Linked DNA regions of Mus musculus: region 1 is linked to region 2. A link is a loop called in an ENCODE intact Hi-C map of the cell type or tissue named here. Cell type or tissue: gastrocnemius. All regions are shown on one strand. Each heading gives the region's core, and the rest is flanking DNA. Links, peaks and the distances in the headings are about the cores only.

The links. Hi-C counts contacts between places; a loop is a spot of excess contacts. Peaks named below come from ENCODE experiments on the same cell type or tissue, not always from the same donor. Only the 100,000 strongest peaks of a DNase experiment are listed, where the experiment ranks them.
Region 1: a loop joins it to region 2, with 3 times the contacts of the local background. A loop is called at or near these places in 5 of 42 quality-filtered maps.

What each region holds. Positions count from the first base shown.
Region 1 is chr6:126,959,898-126,964,897 of GRCm38, forward strand. D6Wsu163e (DNA segment, Chr 6, Wayne State University 163, expressed) reads left to right here. Exons shown (of 14, transcript NM_138594.3): 10 at 2,069-2,143. Among named protein-coding and RNA genes, the nearest start is that of D6Wsu163e, 22 kb to the left of the region's middle. In gastrocnemius, for the core only: no CTCF peak of the experiment used is centred there; no DNase peak of the experiment used is centred there; H3K27ac peaks cover 2,252 bases.
Region 2 is chr6:127,010,451-127,018,942 of GRCm38, forward strand. Fgf6 (fibroblast growth factor 6) reads left to right here and starts at 5,092. Exons shown (of 3, transcript NM_010204.1): 1 at 5,092-5,481; 2 at 6,544-6,647. The coding sequence starts at 5,136. In gastrocnemius, for the core only: a CTCF peak has its summit at 4,681; no DNase peak of the experiment used is centred there; H3K4me3 peaks cover 2,817 bases; H3K27ac peaks cover 2,430 bases.

The DNA of each region.
Region 1 (5,000 bases), core at 1-5,000, 53 kb before region 2:
GAGCGTTACACAGCTAGTGTGTTCAGACAGGGAGCGTTACACAGCTAGTGTGTTCAGACAGGGAGCGTTACACAGCTAGTGTGTTCAGACAGGCAGCATTACACAGCTAGTGTGTTCAGACAGGGAGCGTTACACAGCTAGTGTGTTCAGACAGGCAGCGTTACACAGCTAGTGTGTTCAGACAGGCAGCGTTACACAGCTAGTGTGTTCAGACAGGGAGCGTTACACAGCTAGTGTGTTCAGACAGGGAGCGTTACACAGCTAGTGTGTTCAGACAGGGAGCGTTACACAGCTAGTGTGTTCAGACAGGGAGCCTTACACAGCTAGTGTGTTCAGACAGGGAGCGTTACACAGCTAGTGTGTTCAGACAGGCAGCGTTACACAGCTAGTGTGTTCAGACAGGGAGCGTTACACAGCTAGTGTGTTCAGACAGGGAGCGTTACACAGCTAGTGTGTTCAGACAGGGAGCGTTACACAGCTAGTGTGTTCAGACAGGCAGCGTTACACAGCTAGTGTGTTCAGACAGGCAGCGTTACACAGCTAGTGTGTTCAGACAGGGAGCGTTACACAGCTAGTGTGTTCAGACAGGGAGCGTTACACAGCTAATGTGTTCAGAAAGGGAGCGTTACACAGCTAGTGTGTTCAGACAGGGAGCGTTACACAGCTAGTGTGTTCAGACAGGCAGCGTTACACAGCTAGTGTGTTCAGACAGGGAGCGTTACACAGCTAGTGTGTTCAGACAGGGAGCGTTACACAGCTAGTGTGTTCAGACAGGGAGCGTTACACAGCTAGTGTGTTCAGACAGGGAGCGTTACACAGCTAGTGTGTTCAGGCAGGGAGCGTTACACAGCTAGTGTGTTCAGATAGGGAGCGTTACACAGCTAGTGTGTTCAGACAGGGAGCGTTACACAGCTAGTGTGTTCAGACAGGGAGCGTTACACAGCTAGTGTGTTCAGACAGGCAGCGTTACACAGCTAGTGTGTTCAGACAGGGAGCGTTACACAGCTAGTGTGTTCAGACAGGCAGCGTTACACAGCTAGTGTGTTCAGACAGGGAGCGTTACACAGCTAGTGTGTTCAGACAGGGAGTGTTACACAGCTAGTGTGTTCAGACAGGGTTTTGAGTTCTGTTTTAGTGTGTGCTGTTTAATAACTTGAAGGTCTGGCTGTTTTCTAATATGGAATGCCATTTCAAAATAGATTGCAAAGTAGTTTTTAACTTAACTGGTGTCAGTAGATTGCCTCTAAAAGATGGCTACTTTGAGAAGTAGTACTCATTTTGTATTTGTGACAAGAGAATGCTTATGACATGGAGGTATATTTTCTATTAAAAATGTGCATATATGTAAATAATGTGTTCCGTTTTAACAATGTATGCTCACTCAGAATGTTTCTCATTATCCAACACTTATCCTTCCAAGAAAATATCATGCCTCAAAAACAAAAAAAGGAATTATTGATTGTTGGAAAAAGTTCAGTTTGAAGCGCTGTCACACATCTGCTTGAAATCCATTGTAAATAGTGTCAGATGAGACAGTCAATTTCATGAATGTGCTGAATATAAAATGATTCTTGGTGTTGCTATCTAGTTCAGAGCAGGTTATAGCAACAACAGTGAGTCAGAGTCTAAAAATAAAGATAGCCGCACCACAGCTATCTAATGAAGTTATTTTATGTGCAGCTAACTCAGTGCCCTGACCTCTCAGAAGACAACTAGAGTGTTGTGAAGCGCAATGTAGCCAAACCATGTGGGGTCAAGGCTGGCCCCACCTCTTACCTCTGACCCCTGCTTAGATAGCAGCTGACTGAAACCTTTCTTCTCCAAATAAAATGAAGAGATGTAGCTAAATTATACTGCCCATGCTTAGTGTTTGCAGCAGAGGAGGGAGGGAGCAAGGGCGCTCGCAGCGCCTGGGAATGCGTAAGCCCCGTGTGAAGCCTGGGGCAGAGTGGCAGGAGTGGAGAGGCAGCTAGTACACTTTGGCTATGTGGTTGTTTTGAAAGAGGAGGGGTAAGATGTTTTCATATTTCTGAAATATTTCTTTGTGTTCTATTTTCTTTATGACTAGATTCTGGAAACCAAAATGGAGGAAGTGATGATAAGTCTAAGAATGCTGAGAGAAACTATTTAAATATTTTACCTGGTAAGTATTATTTTGTTTTACATTCTTACTTTCCTATAGTCACACACACTAAAATAGTGGATTTGAAACATGAGTTCTTACGCTGCTCATTTATAAAGTGTTGAACCATATGTGCCTTTGAAACAGCACTTGATCCATATAATCCATATAACACACAGATGTTCTCCACTGCAAAGCCCCGCTTGTATACCAGTAATGACTTCTGGATCCACAGAGAAAACCCATAGTCATATGCAGTTTCCATGATTTTATATTTTTCATTTTCTCCCATACATTGTTTCTTAGTTACTAAGGAATGAGCCAAGAGGTGTTTTTACTCTAAAATATAAGCAGTGGTGCATGGAAATGCATGTGATTAGACCGTGGCAGGGCCTTTTGATGCAAGCTCACATCTCCCTTCGCAGCCTTCCCCCTGTGTCTTCCCCTGTTGCTACCGGACACATTTAACCCCAGGAGCGCGAGCTCTCAGTCTTCCTTGTGGTTGCGCTCACTCGCTGGTTCTTAGGCAGCAAGCAGAAGCCCTGGGTGCTCTGTAGACGTGAGCTCTTGAACAGTGGTCGGCTTTATAGTTTCAGAAATAGCCCTTCCTTGATAGTTTTCTCTTCTCTTTTATGTAGTTTCTCACTTCCTTCCTCAGACCTTGAACACTCGGGCCACATCACTAACTTAAGGGAAAGTCATTCCCATTTCGGCCCTCATCTTAGAAGGCATAGCCCGTTGGGCTGTGGTCATCAGCCTCCAAGCTTCCTCCCACCTTCGCATCTCCTGCCTTGGTGGATAATGTTAGACTCACCACAAGCCGTTTCCTCCCTCTGTGGAACAGGAGCCTGTCTGTTATTCTTTGTAGGCCCATGCCCTGAGTCATCACACTGGCTTTCTAGGATAGGAGTGTGGTAGCCGTTACTGCTGTGGAAGTGCCTGTATCTCCTGATCAGTTCATTTCCTTCCTTCCTTGAAGAAAGCCTATCATTATTACCACTAAACAAGGAATGATATGCCTTTAGTCTGGGGTAGGCAGGAGTATTAAATTGCCTACCACATATGCTGACAGGGTCTGAATTTCCATACCCAGCATATTGATAGGCGATGAAAAACATCTCCATCAAAACTTATTTCAAGTCATGAAGAAAACCAGGTATATTACATACTTTTAAATTTTTTAATTTTTCCTTTTAAGTTTTTTATACAATATGTTTTTATCCTATGTCCTTCCCCTTCACCCAGGAATAGTTGTTTCTTTATGATGGTCTTGGTACCCAACAGCTTATTCCATGCAGTTCTCCAGCAGCCTCATCAAACAAGCAGTTAGCCTGAATCCCACATTTTCTGTGCAAAGTGCCAGGTGAGAAAGTAAAAGTGAGTCCTCAGTCTCACCTAGCCAAAGACTGCTGGAGAGCAGCAGGTCTCCTCCACTTCCAACCCGGACCCTTCTCTACGCTATCTCAGTAATTTGTTACTACAGCCAGCACCTGGACTGGCCCCCATTTTATTAATGGGTAAAATGAGACCAAGAGGCAAGTCATTTAAGGACGGACAAAGCAGTGCCAGATTGGGGATTAGGAGCACCTGACCGGCTCACGGAGTTGTCTTCCCTCACTGCTGGCCCACACCCAAGGCCAGTGTTGGGAGGCCCATCCACTGAGATGAGGCAGACACATCTGGGGCCCAGGAGGCCACTGCCTCGCGTGCTCTGCTCCGTTGTGACAAGCCCAGCCCCGCCACATGATCTCCTTTCTACTTCTCTCTGGCTGGCTTATTTTATACCTCTATCTATGCCCTTTGTGTTCTTTTAATTGTTTGCCCGTTTGTTTTTAAAGAAAACTTTTTGCTTAGGTCCCCTGAGAGGCATCTTTAACTACAGCTTATACACACTGGTAACTAAAGATGCTGAAGTGCGAAAGCACTTTATATTTTTATTACATTTGTTTAGATGCGTGCACGCGCGCGCGCGCGTGTGTGTGTGTGTGTGTGTGTGTGTGTGTGTGTGTGTGTTCTGTCTGTGTTCATGTGTGTGCTCATGTTAAGACCAGAGGATAATTTGTGGTATTAGTTCTCTCCTTCCCCCATGGTCTTGGGGATCAAACTCATACTGTCAGTGTTGGCAGCCATCACCTTTACCCACCGAGCCCTCTTACCTAGCCAAAGTACTCCTATAAAATATTTTCCCCAGCTGGGCAGTGGTGGTGCACGCCTTTAATCCCAGCACTTGAGAGGCAGAGGCAGGCGGATCTCCGAGTTCAAGGCCAGCCTGGTCTACAGAGTGAGCTCCAGGACAGCCAGAGCTACACAGAGAAACCCTGTCTCAAAAAAACAAAAAACAAAACAAAACAAAAAAAATTCCCCAAACACATTTACTATCTCCTATAAATATTGAAAACAAGTGCATCTGTCTTCTCTTTCTATATTCCTGAAATTATTTCATTTTAGTTTTTGTTTTGTTTTGTTTTTTTTACAAAATACTTTTACTGATTATTTGGGAATTTCACACAATGCACTTTGATCACACTCACATCCCAGTTCTCCTAGGTCCACCCTTATGACCTTCCCAAAAATAAAAGAAAAGGAGGGGAAAAGGGAAAAAATACCAAATCCAGTTCGAGTTGCCCATACACTCACTGGAGCATGATCAAACTCCAAGTGGCCATCCCCTTAAAGGAAGCCGAGTCCTTCCCCACTCGCATTCCCACCCCTACCAGAAGCAGTCAGCTGTGAAGAGCTGTACCTCAGCATCTTTAATGGCTTCCAGTCCAGACATGGGGGTGGGGGTGGGGAGGAGCATCGTAGAAACCTTCTATTTCTCCCTTTCTCAACTGTGAGTCTGCAGTCATCAAAGCCATGACAAAAGACGCTTCCTTGC
Region 2 (8,492 bases), core at 2,055-7,054:
GGGGAACACCAAGAGAGGCAGGAGAAAAAATAAGACAGAGGAGATCAGATCCGAACGCCGGGAAGCTGGATGTCAGTCACCCTGAGGGACACAGCCAGATGGAGACTCCAGTTGAAGGAATGCATCCCCACAGCATGCAAACCCAAGCGGGTGGTTTCCGAGGTGGAGCAGAGGAAACAGTGTGGCCAGCTACACCACAAAGTGGAACACTCAGGTCTTTCATGCCACATCCCCAAGTTCAGGGAATCGGGGTAGGACAGAGTTCCCAGTTGATTGTCTATCAATATTCTTATATGTCAGGACAAGGATCAACTGCTTTCAGCAAAGACCCCGTGTTTAGGGATTGAGGGGAGATCCATTGAGAAAAAAAAGTCATCCTAAATGGAAAGACAGCTCACCCCATGAGTTGGGCCCACCAAGAGACACAGCTCTTTGATGGGCAGGAGGTCAAAATATCACATTCAACTATGTATGCAAGTCCTTTTGTAGGAACAACATGAAGAGAGACACAAAGTAGCTACAGTGCCTAGAAGGCTTCAAGGATGGAGCGGAAGTCAGATCCTGAGTGTGTGGTCCAAGCAGATGTTCCATGAGACAGCTCCAGCAAGACTGGTCACGTGCCCAGGTGCACATGTGAGGCATGTTTGACAGCTCCAGAAATCCCTTGGGAGCGAGCTGCAGTGGGTGAGGTCACACCTGAATTGCTAACAGCAATTGGAAAGTTTGAGTGAAGCCTGGGGACTGGAGGCCGGAGCCTGGCTGAGCTCTGCTAGGAAGTTGGAAAGCACAGTGGAGTTGAACAGCCACAGGACAGCAGACCCTTCTCTTGAAGTCTCTTGTCACAAGTTTCACGAGCCCCCAAGTGACCGCCTCTACTCAGACCTAAAACAGGGGTCCTTCCCCAACCCTCACCTCTCTACATGCCCAGACTGTGAGCACCTAGGTGCTCTGTGCCCAGTGGAGCAGAACAGAGGCGCAAAGGGGGCGGAGCCTCAAGGCCCAAACAGAGCAAATCCAAGAAGGTATGGATGCAGAGAGCACAAACTGCTGTTTTGTTTTCTACCTGCCGGTTTTTGTTTGTTTGTTTGTTTGTTTGTTTGTTTGTTTGTTTGTTTTTCTGAATTCTCTAGGCTGTCATTCGAAAATGCAATGCTGCCTTTTCCAGAGCCAACTGTGAGAAGCAGAGGAAGCTGAGTCCTCGGCCGTCCACATGCGTGGCTCTTAGGACCTGCTTGTGCTTTCCCTTGGACACTCCTGGTGTGGGGCGGGGGCTGTTGAACCATATTATGTAACAAAGCAGAATCTTGTGGGCAGCCAGCATCCTGAGCAGAGATAGCTCCATGATCAGCCGCTAGGACAGGTTGGTGTAGCCCAGCTCCTAATCAGAGCCAACCGTAGTTTACGCTGCTCCTAGTCCCAGAAGAAGATATGCATGGGCATTTTCCCGCTCACTGCCATTAAGTCTTGGCTCATCAAGCAAGAGTGATTGACAGCCCCCAAAGGCTGCTGAGCAACTATGTGAAAGAGGGGTCCGGGAGAGGCCTCCTCCACCTGTTCCTCTTTTCTTTATCACTTCGTATCCAGAGGGGTCCCTAAGCCCCAAGTGAAGGGTCAAGTGCAAATCTGGTAAACCAAGCCGCCCTAGCAGTTGTCAGGTTAATTAGCCTTAAGGAAAATTATGTGGCTATCTGAGCAGAGTGGGGTTGCTATAGAGACAGGCACAGGAGGTGCATTTAGAGTGGGGCCCCATCACATCACCCGATAAAAATACGACTGAGGCTTTTTAATAGAATGAGTTACTTAAGTTTTATATTTAACAGGGGACAACACCAAGGCTATTACTGGTTTTCAGAATATTTTAGGAATCTGGACTGCCTGCCGCTGCATATGTTAACAGTCATCACTGCATGGGCCGTGGGGGGCAGCAGTTAAGCACTGGATGCCCATGTGTCGCTCCGAGCCCCTGAGATGAGAGATGGCCCTTCTCACTTCGAGTTTGTCCTTCCTTAATTGGGTGAGAGATTTTCGATGCGTTTCGGGGAATGGTCAGCTGAGAGCCATACTGCTCAGCAATACTCCTTTGCATGTGCCACACTACTACAATAATAATAATAATAATAATAATAATAATAATAATAATAATAATAATAATAAACATGAGGTAATTATCTCACTTTTCAGATGAGAAGAAATGAGGCTCAGAGACGTCCAAAACCTATCCGAGATCACACAGCCAATAAGAGGTACCACTAGAATTTAAATTCAGAGATTTCTCTAGCAAAGCACACTGCTTTCTAAAATGACATTATAACTGAGACCTCTGAACAGATAGGAATGGAGAATGAGGTAGATCCAAGGAGGGGCTCTCATGTCACTGGGCGACAGCGTGGAGCTTGTCATACTTTCGTTTCCCCAGGGATTCTGATTTGCCCTCACTAACTATAGAAAGTTAATGTCAAAGCAACTTCTCTCTATTTCTCAGCTTTCTGTTACTGTGACAAAACGCCTGGGCTGATCAGCTTTAAAGAAGGAAGGCTTTGTTTTGTCTCGTGGTCTCGGTGGCTTCAGCTGGCAGTGCTTCATACAGTGGGAACACACAGTGGAGAAGCTCACCTTATGGTGTCCAGGATGCATGGAGGGGAGGCAGTAAGAGACTGTCATCAATGTCCCCGTCAAGAGCACAACTCCAATGACCTAACTTCCTCCTCTCAGACCCTACCTCTTAAAGATCCCTCCATCCTCCAGGGGCACCACAGGGTTTAGAGGCCACTCAATGCGCAAAACATAGCATTCTCTGAACCACCCAGCAAGCAACCAGGATTCCGGTTCCCAAGGTGGTAGGAGTGTGGTTAACATAGGCTTCCAAGCTGAACATCTGTAAGAGTATGCCTCCGTTCTTGCACACATCAAAGCTCAATCTATGAAATCAAGTTGGGAGTCCAAAGTGAACTTCCATCTCTGGGTTATTCAACCCCACCTGCCCCCATTCTGCAGAAGGATGCTTCTAAAAATCCAAACTTTAACTTTTTTTTTCCCTGTGAGGTAGACTCCATTGACGCCCACAAGGCTTCAAGGGCGCTAAGAACAAGTGTCTAGGGCAGAACTCAAAAAATGTGCTAATCAAAGCATCAATCAATCGAACAAGACAGAGATAGAAAATATATAGAAGCCATGGACTGGAGACTTGGCCTCAGACATGAGTAGGAGACTTAGGACCACAGAGGAGGTACATCGGTGTCCCCAAGCAGAAGGAAGCTTGTCCAGCAGCCTTCAGTGAGAGTGTCTCGTGCAGATGAGGTGGCATGTGAGGCGGCACGCAAGAGAGGTGGCATCCAGGTCTTACTTGCACGGGACAGGGTCTGGTCACCTACTATGGTCAAAACCATCCTTAGCACACTATTCCACCCTATTCCCTCCCCAGGACATACACCTTGCAATTACTGGCATTCCACCAACAGATTAGATGTTAGATGAGAAGATAAGTTGTGTGTAGGAATAACTATAGAAGTGTTTTTAGTAGTTTCTAACTGTAATATTAGCCTAATAAAAGTTAACTGCAGGAGCTGGAGAGATGACACTGCTGTTAGAAGCACTTCCTGCTCTCACAGAGGACTAAAGTTTGGTTCCTAGCACCCATGCTGCATAATTCACAATCACCTGTAATTTAAGCTTCAGGGGACCCAAGGCTCTTTTTCTAGACTCCATGGGCATCCACACACATATGCACGTGCTTACACACACACACACACACACACACACACACACACCCATACACATGATGTAAATTTTTTTAAAAATCATTTTAAGCTGTCTGAAAACACAGAGATTCACTGAGACATTTGACACGTGCTTCTTAAACAGAGAGGTCATTTTACAGCCGGTATTGCAGCTCAGTTGATAGCCTGCCTGTTTACATGCGGGACATCCCATGTTCAATCCCCGGCACCACATACAACCAGGCTTGTTCGCTCATTCCTGCTGTACAAGTTCTGAAGATCAAGGTCAGCATCTTCAACCACACAATGAATTTGAACGTTTTGTCTTGGTGAAACGATTGCTCAATGGTTTATAATAAGGAAGGAATAATAAGGAAGATGCGTGGTGGTCCTTGAAAATTTATTTATAAGCAATGTCCTGAACAGCCTCTGGACCTGTGCAGAATCTGCAGGTTCTGACCCTTCTACTTACTGCCTGCCCACAGTAATTCAGACAAGCCACGTAACTTCTTTGTGACTTGACTTTTGCAACTGTTAAGTGGGAATGCTATTAGAGGCCAATGGTGAACTGAAGCAGGGGGATAGCCTGATACCACTGTCACTGAAGACCATGGCCAGAAAGGGTGAGCAGGAGAAGGTGACCCATCCCTCCTTGTCTCCACAGCCCTCGTTTCTCCGGACAAACCCTCTCCTATATGCCCAATACAGAATATGCCCTGTTCTGGTAGATGGGCCCTTCTCTGCCATGAGCTCTTTCCATGAATAGGTCTTGAGAGCCACTTGTAGGCCACCATCCATCACCTGCCATCACGCCCTCCCCATCTTTCTTTACCCTTTGCCCTCTAAGGAAGCCAGTGCAGTGGGGCCAAGGGCTACTGCCCAATTTGGGTCCTGGGTGGCCTCTGCCTCCCTCTTCCCTGGGCCCCCAGCCAGCTCCACCCTCCCGCAGAGATGCTCTCTGCTAACTTCATTCCTGCCTCTAGCTGGAATGACAGTGGCTCTCAGAATCCCTGGGGACTGGAGAGGGTGGTGAGGGTCTGGGGAAGCAGCCAGGCCCAGGAGCAGGTTAATGTTACAGCCCTGGGTAAGTGAGCTGGGCCGGCTGACGTCAGGGTGGTGATGGGTGAAGGGGAGGGCCGGGTTACTGAACTATAGGTCAAATCAAAGAGAATCACCTTGGGACAGAGCCCTGCATGCCGGCTAGAGAACGTCCCCACGCCATGGTCTATACCGGCCACAGCTCAGCCTGGGTCCTTCTGCTCTCAATCCGAGTGCCTGAAGCAGGCTTTGGTTTCATGTCAGCAGCCTTCATCTGCCTTCCAAAAATAAGCCCCTGCCGCCATGCCGAGGGGAGAAAAACAAGAAGGGCGGTATTTTTAGGGCCATTAATTCTGACCACGTGCCTGAGAGGCAAGGTGGATGGCCCTGGGACAGAGGCTGTTCATCACTATGTCCCGGGGAGCAGGACGTGTTCAGGGCACGCTGCAGGCTCTCGTCTTCTTAGGCGTCCTAGTGGGCATGGTGGTGCCCTCACCTGCCGGCGCCCGCGCCAACGGCACGCTACTGGACTCCAGAGGCTGGGGCACCCTCTTGTCCAGGTCTCGAGCTGGGCTAGCTGGAGAGATTTCGGGTGTGAATTGGGAAAGCGGCTATTTGGTGGGCATTAAGCGACAGCGGAGACTCTACTGCAACGTGGGCATTGGCTTCCACCTCCAGGTGCCTCCTGACGGCCGCATCAGTGGAACACACGAGGAGAACCCCTACAGTGAGTGTCACTAGAAGATAGTTGGGGTGCTTGCTGGCTTGGGCACAAGCAGAGTCAAAAGATGAAGGGAAATTATGCTGGTGGGTGGGGCTGCACTCTAAAGGGAAGATGTGCTGGGTAACGTTTAAATGGTTTGATCTCACCCTGCCCTGCCCAGAAAGAGGTGCAGGCTCAGTAAGACCTTTACTTGCATCTTGGTGTCCTTAACCATCATCCCAGGTAACTCCATCAATGATCCTAATTACTCCAGTATTAGTGGTCCAGATCTGGTCTTCCTGAAGAATTATAACTACTCTGGTAGGGGAGATAAGTTATGATACTCTATCTTGGTTAAAACCATGAGTTTCTATTCAGCTGTCATTTTTGAAAGGGAAGGGCAAGTAGTCTGAAAAATGCCCGTCTGAAGCATCTCCTTGGTGCCATGCTTCAGGTGCCTGCATTGACAGTATTCTGGCCAAGGCAGGGTAAGGGCTGTAGGGTCCCAGACAAGCCATCTGGCTCAGTGTAGCTGCAGTGTTTGGGGACTGAGTTGAAGGATGTAGAACAGACTTTAAATAATCAAAATTGATTGATTGATTGAGTGAGTGAGTGAGTGAGTGAGTGAGTGAGTGAGTGTGTGTGGTGTGTGTGTATGTGTGTGTATGTGTATGCTTGTGTGTGTGTGTGTGTGTGTTGTTGAGAATTAAACCCAGGGACCCAGGACATGTCATGCAAGTACTGTACCACTGAGCTATATCTCCAACCCCCACTCCAATCCTTCAAGTCGAGAACCTCAGGTGACAGATCTACGGAAAGCCCAGATGCAAAGCTAATCTTAAATAGATGCTTGAGTGTCCGTTGCAATCTCCAACTCCAGTGTAAAAACTTTTCCACAAGGAACTGAATGTGCTACCAGGATGTGACCGGATGCAGCTAGTGTCGTGTAGGGATGCTATAGGACTGTCTAGATCAAGGACAGATGTGATGGAGAGGTGGAGCCTCTGGAGAAGGGGGACAGCGGGATGCCTCTGAAGTACTCGGGTTGACGTGAGCATGAGAGTGTGTTCTCTGTTTCCTCGTCAGGCCTGCTGGAGATCTCCACGGTAGAACGGGGTGTGGTGAGCCTCTTCGGGGTGAAGAGTGCTCTCTTCATTGCCATGAACAGTAAAGGAAGACTGTACACAACGGTGAGTTCTGCGGTGAGGGGATGCTCCTGGGTTCTTCCCGGTCACACCATTGAAAACATATAACACTGAGAGTTGAGGGGGTTTTATTTTGTTTTGGTTTTGTTTTTTGAGAATTAGAAAGGGCTGCGAAAGGAGCTTTTGCTGGCAAGGTGCCTTGAAGCTTACACTTCCTCTGTTTCACTGTGAAACCTCTGCACAAGCCTGTAGTTCTTCCAACCCACAACCGAGACCTTTGCCCTTAAAGAAGCCATAGTTCAGAGAGCTCTTGGGTAGGGAAGCCTGCATTCTGACCAAAACTGTCATTCAAGCTCATAATCAGGTCTGAGTTGCTGAACTGGAGAGGCCTAGAAAGGCAGGCCTGTGGGTCAGCCTGGGTGAGCTGCCCCCCATGACACCCCCAGAAAGGCAGGCCTGTGGGTCAGCCTGGGTGAGCTGCCCCCATGACACCCCTTCAGGAGACACTGTCGGAGAGGTACAGATCTGTAGAAGGAGCCTATCTCTCCTCTTCACTAGTGATGAGAGACTGTAGCTGAGTTTAACAGCCTCTGGTCTCTGATCCCATAGTCTATGGTAGTATCTCCCTCTGTCATACCTTCCCAGAAGGCACTGGACCCCGCCTCTCTACACCATAGACCACTGTGGGAGGACCAATGCTAAGAGACAAATTCTCCTCTGGTGTAAGGGCAAGCATTTACTGTGTTCTCTAAGGCCTCTGTTTTCTCTGCCCCACTCACTTCCAGGGCTCTCGGCCTGCAACATGGCCTATTTCAAAATGTGTCGGAAAGACAGTCTATGAAATTTTTATGTCTTAGACAGAAGTAAGGAAGCTGGATCTAGTAAGTGGTAGATCTCATATGTGTGGGAACGCAGGGAAGTTCGGCCCCTAGCACCAAAACATGAGAGGGCAGTGGCTAAAGAGAAAGGAACCTCAGATGCACTAGAAGAGAGCATAGAGTCTGATTCTCCAGTCACTTGGGGGAACAAGATAGGGGATAGAAAGGGAAGAGCTGACCGGGGACAAGTGCTAGGTCCCCAGGGAAATCTCTCAGCAAAGGATATCTGGAAAAGACTAAAGTGAGCTAGTCAGAGGGTGTCTACTTCCCAACTTTTTGAGCAAGTGTCTCAAAGTTGGCTTATGGTGTGAGCTAAAACCATTGCTTCTCCAGTACCGTTCTGTGGGCGCTCCTGTGCACCCATCACTTTGTAATCTGCTAGATGCATGGAATTTTAGGACCTGCTTCAGAGGCTCAGAGGGCTGGGATGAAGACAGTCAATCGGTCCGACTCAGAGTTCAGGGTTTTTGGTTTTTTGTTTTGTTTTGTTTTTTGTTTTTTTGGTCTGGGGTTTTTAGGTTCTGAGGGTTTGGTGTTTCGTGTGTGTGTGTGTGTGTGTGTGTGTGTGTGTGTGTGTGTGTGTGTGTTTTGTTTGGTTGGTTGGTTTGTTTGTTATGCTCAGGTAGGTGTGGGTGCTACCAGGCTGTATGGCCTATGGAGAACAAGGAATCTAGTCAGCTCTGCCTAAAGTTAATCCAGCCTCCAGAACAGCAGAAGATGTGGTCTAGACAGGGAATTCTCAGATGCCATTTGTACCAGTCTCTGAGAAAGTGTCAGGGTAAGAACAACCTGAGACTGGGGTGGAATTGGCTGCTCGCTCCTTCTGTAGAGTGGGGTCCTCCAAAGAGCTTCTTATCGCCAGCCCCAGTGGTACCCAGAATCCCTCCGCAGGGAGATCTGGGACAGCTGGCTAGGACTCTGAATGGGCATTTTAGCAGGCAAATCTGCTAGAAACCCAAATTATATAATCACTTACTTCTGCCACCTGAATTAACATATTTTATCAATTAGA